Linked DNA regions of Homo sapiens: region 2 is linked to region 1. A link is a loop called in an ENCODE intact Hi-C map of the cell type or tissue named here. Cell type or tissue: IMR-90. All regions are shown on one strand.

Evidence for each region. A loop is a pair of places that touch in the nucleus more often than their neighbours do. Peaks named below come from ENCODE experiments on the same cell type or tissue, not always from the same donor. Only the 100,000 strongest peaks of a DNase experiment are listed, where the experiment ranks them.
Region 2: it touches region 1 in a loop (12-fold over the local background); 3 of 110 quality-filtered maps call a loop at or near these places.

The regions. Positions count from the first base shown.
Region 1 is chr2:145,918,545-145,921,044 of GRCh38, reverse strand. No RefSeq gene overlaps it. Among named protein-coding and RNA genes, the nearest start is that of LINC01911, 920 kb to the left of the region's middle. In IMR-90, a CTCF peak has its summit at 1,357 (motif pointing right); no DNase peak of the experiment used is centred here.
Region 2 is chr2:144,523,889-144,526,388 of GRCh38, reverse strand. The region is part of intron 1 of LINC01412 (long intergenic non-protein coding RNA 1412); the gene reads right to left. It overlaps LINC02993 (long intergenic non-protein coding RNA 2993), which reads left to right and starts at 1,945. Exons shown (of 2, transcript NR_136320.1): 1 at 1,945-2,002. In IMR-90, no CTCF peak of the experiment used is centred here; no DNase peak of the experiment used is centred here; H3K4me3 peaks cover 1,077 bases; H3K27ac peaks cover 805 bases.

The sequences.
Region 1 (2,500 bases):
TGAGAATAGGCACAGAAGCAAGAAATTGGGCTGTCAAACAACTCAACAAAGCCAGTAGTTTAGTATTTCACAATAAATCCTAATTATCAATGTAATGCAAAACAATATCTTGGGGAACAATAACATTTTTTTTTCTAAAGGGCACTGAACAATCACTAAGCTAGTAGAGAATTGATTGTAATTTAAATAAGATAATGAGGAATAAGTTACCATTATCTTCTACAAATATTTTCATACCCATGAAATAAAATAAAAGTAATATACATTTAATATACTTTGAATACACTGAATAATGCATTGAATGTACTTTCAATATATAACTGCAATTAAATATTAGAGGACTTTTTTTCTTTCTTTAAAATTTAACATGTTCACCCTCCAGAAAAGTTTCTTGAGTATAATTACAATGTATACACCTATTATCATTAGGTTCCACTAAATTTATCTTTCTTTCTATATATATACAGATGTCATTATAATTATCACTAAAGTGATAAATTATCCATGTTGGAATTCTAACAAATAGGGGTGTCACAGTGGCGTTTTGGGAAGAAAATCCATGCCTTTAATCCCATATCCTTCTCACGAACCTAGCTCATTGATGCAAAATATTAAACCATTGAACAAGAAAATAGATTCTATGCAAGAGGTATTTCCTTTAGAGGAACGAAATTTATGGGACCAAAGACTAGGTTGTCTGAGGATAAAATTCAAAATAACCATGGAGGAAATAACATGAGGATTTAATTCTTTCCCAAGGAAAATTGTAAAGAGAAAATAATCTAATACTAACCTATAAGCTAATGAGAATTAACTGTGAAATAAAAATTTCAAAAAACCTGGTATACATGTATTGTTCTTACTGTTTTCCTTCATCAAAATAGCTGTTGAAATAGTAGAGAATTTGTACATATCTTTATATTCTGCTTTAAATATTTTTGTTGATTGAATATAATTTTGCATGACAAGGTATATAAATGACTTTTTCAATTACCACATTGATCTAGACTTCCCTTTTCCTTCTGAGTTTGCAAAAATAAATTTCCAATAAAAGCAAAAATGAACACAGCAACAAGTGAAAATCAAGGGCATTTGTCATTTCAAGCATATAACTCTACCTTACTACTTTCTAAATATCTTATGCCTTATTTTTGCTCTTGCTTCTGTTTACACATTCAGGTGGCAAAAGTTAATGTTATATTGTCAAAAAGCAAATGAAATTATTTGACTAAATTTAAAATTAAAGTTATAATAAAGTGCCTCTAATTATGTTTTTCCCTATGCCCTTATTTGGCACTGTTCAAAATGATTTAGAAACATTTTCAATTTTATGTACAGTATATGCCAGTAGGTGGTGGTAGTATTTTCTACAAGCACTACAATGCTATTTTCATTAGTAAATAACCCAAAAAATAGAGATCACTTTCAGAACTTCAATAATTCTTAGAGGAATATAGAGACTTCAGAAGTAATCTTTCCCAAGTTGTATTTCTAGACTCGGTTTAAAAGCAAAACTAGGCACTAAGCATTTTAATCTATGTACCAGATTTTTGGGAATATGGTCGGGGGGAACCTCTGATAAATTTGGGGAGCTGTGTATTTAATTCCACAGCATCGATCATTATATTTTTATTTTCTAACAGATGCTAGACATTAAATTGGAAAATTGGAATTGAAGATAAAAGGTGAGATATGTATACCCAGTCAGTGGGTTATTTTAACCAGATTTTCTCCTTCATCATGGCTCATTTGCATTGTGAATACTCTGAAAAAGACAGCTTTTGTGGACTCTTTGCTGTGTTTGTTGCTCCTACAATGTAATACTATTCAAAGAGTCTGATTGTGTATTCAGATATTACATACATATTGCCCTGGGTCTGGGATTTCCTGTTACTGTGAATGATAAAGACTTTTTTCCTACTTAATGTACAATTATCCCATTGTGTCTGCATATGTGAAAGGGCACCTCTGTGGAATATCCATAACTAAAGGAAGAGACTGAGAGATGAGGGAATGCAGCATTTTGGCAGATAATAGAAAGGAGGTATATTTAGTAATTGAGATAAGCGAGGTGAACATTAGAGACTGTCCCAGACAAGAGCTTACTTCAACTTCAGATGGGATGGTTTGGAAAGTGATCTGGAATTTAGGACTTTCTGAACTGCATTTTTAAAGTGTTTTCCTGACCTTAATTTAATCCAACTTTTGGGAATCCAAAATACCCCTACCAGCTCAGTCCAATATTATTTTTAGAAATCAGGAGCTGGAAGAAAGTACAGAGAATGCTTCGAGTTTGAAAAGCGAAGATCTCTTTAAATTTTAATCTAAAGGTAGGAGTAGAAGAGTTAATATATTATGCCCAAAGTCTGGTCCTTGGGCTGGCAGTTTCAGCATCACCTGGGAGGTGGTCAGAAATGCAGAATCTCAGACCTCGCCTTCCTCACACCTACTGAATCAGATCATGCAGTTTCATGAGACCTCCTGGAGACTTACAATCTTG
Region 2 (2,500 bases), 1.4 Mb after region 1:
TACTTTGGACTTTAACTGGCACAGGAGAATAAAAATATCAGGGATACACTTACTTAATCATTTTTAATAATTTAAATCAGCCCATATGTTAGTAAGTAAAAGATAAAAAATGATCCTAAATACCAGGCCTGAGTTATTTGTCAATTGCTGCAATTTTCCACTTTTAGACTTGAATTAATAGACATAACTAAAAATTTAAATGACAAAATTCCAATAAGAAAACATAGTGCATAATTAGTGCACATCTCTGGATTTGGGGAGGAGAGTGACTTGATTTTACATAGAGTATTGTTTTTCCTAATTAATTGTAGTGTGCCACATATTTGTATGTGAATGCCTCATAAATGGTTTACAAATTGTTAAGAAGTTTATGGATATCTAGAAAGAATATTACAGCTCAATAAATAAACTTTTACAAGTGTAGAAGAGAAATTTTGCATTAAAATGTGACTTTGTTTCTTCATCCTGAGAGAATGAATTTTTAAAAAACACATTTAAAATCAAGCATTAGATATGCAAATATGTGTTCAGATCAGAGATACTAAAATTATTCAAATGATTAATTATTCATCATAAAATGTCAATTAATAATTATGAAGCAGAAAAGGCATCTTTCTAATACATCTTTATTTTTCTTGGCCTAAAAAGGGCTAAATATACATGTTCAATTGACTTCTATCAAGTTTTTAAAATTCAACAAAGTAAACAAATTGTAAACAAGTGAAAACTCTGAATTTTAATGAGAACAACAAATATGCCCAAAGTGAAGGGAAGAGCAAAAAATAATAATAAAGAAAACAAAACAAAAACAGTTATGTTCATGACATATGCCGCCTCATGCTCACTCACCTGCTAGGTAACGGACAGTAACCTAGCCTAGTCAAGAAAATAACCCAACAACCCAAGTTGTGAATTTGCTTAGTAATGTGCAAACTACGTGACATGATGATGTTTCTCTCTGAATTGATCAATCTTTGTTGGGGTTCAGGAGGAGTGCTTTGGGAATTTTTTACCCTTTGCAAATAGTCATCAGAAGAAAAGCGCAGTTTAAGTTTCATAAAATTACCTATTGTAATGTCTAAAGTCTGTTAACAAATTAAGTACTACTAAAATATGGCTGTAAACAAACTTTTTCACATTGCCTTAATTCTAAAGAATGCCCCTATGCCAAGCATTATGCATTTTTTCCAGGAAGACTATATCTATTATATCTTGTCTTTTAAAATTATCAGTCTGAGCTGATGTGATAATATAGAAGAATAAACCATTATGGTCACTGAAATATTGATTTATTTTATTTTTATTATTATTATTTTACTTTTCACTGACACCTGGTGAACTTGTCGTCTCTGAGACCCGGGGAGTTATTTTAGTCAGGGTGTCCCTGCCCTCCTGCTGGTAGATTAATTACACATTAAACGTTCTGTTTTCAAAACGAAATGATAAATCTGGACACATAAAAGAGGCACAAAAAGAATCACAGCGAGGGAGAAGAGTGGATGTTAAGAAACAAAACAAGAAATTGCAAAAGGGAGATATCAGATAGAAAGGAGAACGTAGGAAATGCAACTGGGAAAGAATTTCAAGAAAATAAGGATAAAGGGCAGGGAGGGCTGAAAGGAGGGCCAGAGGGAGGAAAAGCAGGAGGGAGATTTTTGGTTTTCAATTCCCTGGTGAGGCTGCTGGCGTCCGCGCCCTCAACGCCCCAGCCTTCCAAGTTGAGGCGAAAGCCACCTCCTCGGGCCTGCGTCGCATCCAACTTACTCCAAGTTTTCTGGTGACTCCTACAGGGCCCCTTTCCGTCCCCCCCCCCGCTCCCCGCCCCCCAAGCCTTAGTGAGATTGACAGTCGCGTGGAGGAGGCTTTTCCAGGCACAGCCTTTCTCATGGTAATCAGCCCCCGGCATCACCTCCCGGCCGCGGCTGCGCCCGCTCGGAGCGCGGCTCGCGGACCCCGGGGACCGGAAACAGGGCGGCGGGCGGGGAGCAGGCGAGCGAGCCAGGTCAGCTGACCGGGCGGCGGGCGGGGGTCGCAGGATCCCGGGCGGGGACAGGTCTGGGGGAGGGCGGTCTGGTGGGAGGGGGCCGAACACCGCCCCCCCCCGCGACGCGCTCCTCCGCCTGTGCAGCGGGGCCCTTCCTGGAGATCAAATGCAGGGACCGAAGCTGGCGGCGGGGGTTGGGGCGGGGTGTGTGGGGGGGGGAGTGGCAGAGCGCGCGGAAAATTGGGGACAACAACCAGACCTGTTTAGCATCAATAAATTAAGATGCTCATTTGGGTCCTGAAGTTTGCTGGTTCCTGTCAGTGGAGACGTTGGCAAAAGCCCTGAAGCCGAGATTCAGCCTTTACTTCAAAAAAATAAAATAAAATCAACCCCTCAGCTGGCCGCCCTGCTGGGGCCAGGTGACGTGCGAGATTCCACAGCCTGCGGGTCTCGCAGCAGGGATGTTAGGGACGGTCTGAGCTTCTCTGGTCCTGTTTTGGTTTTGTTTGAAAGGGC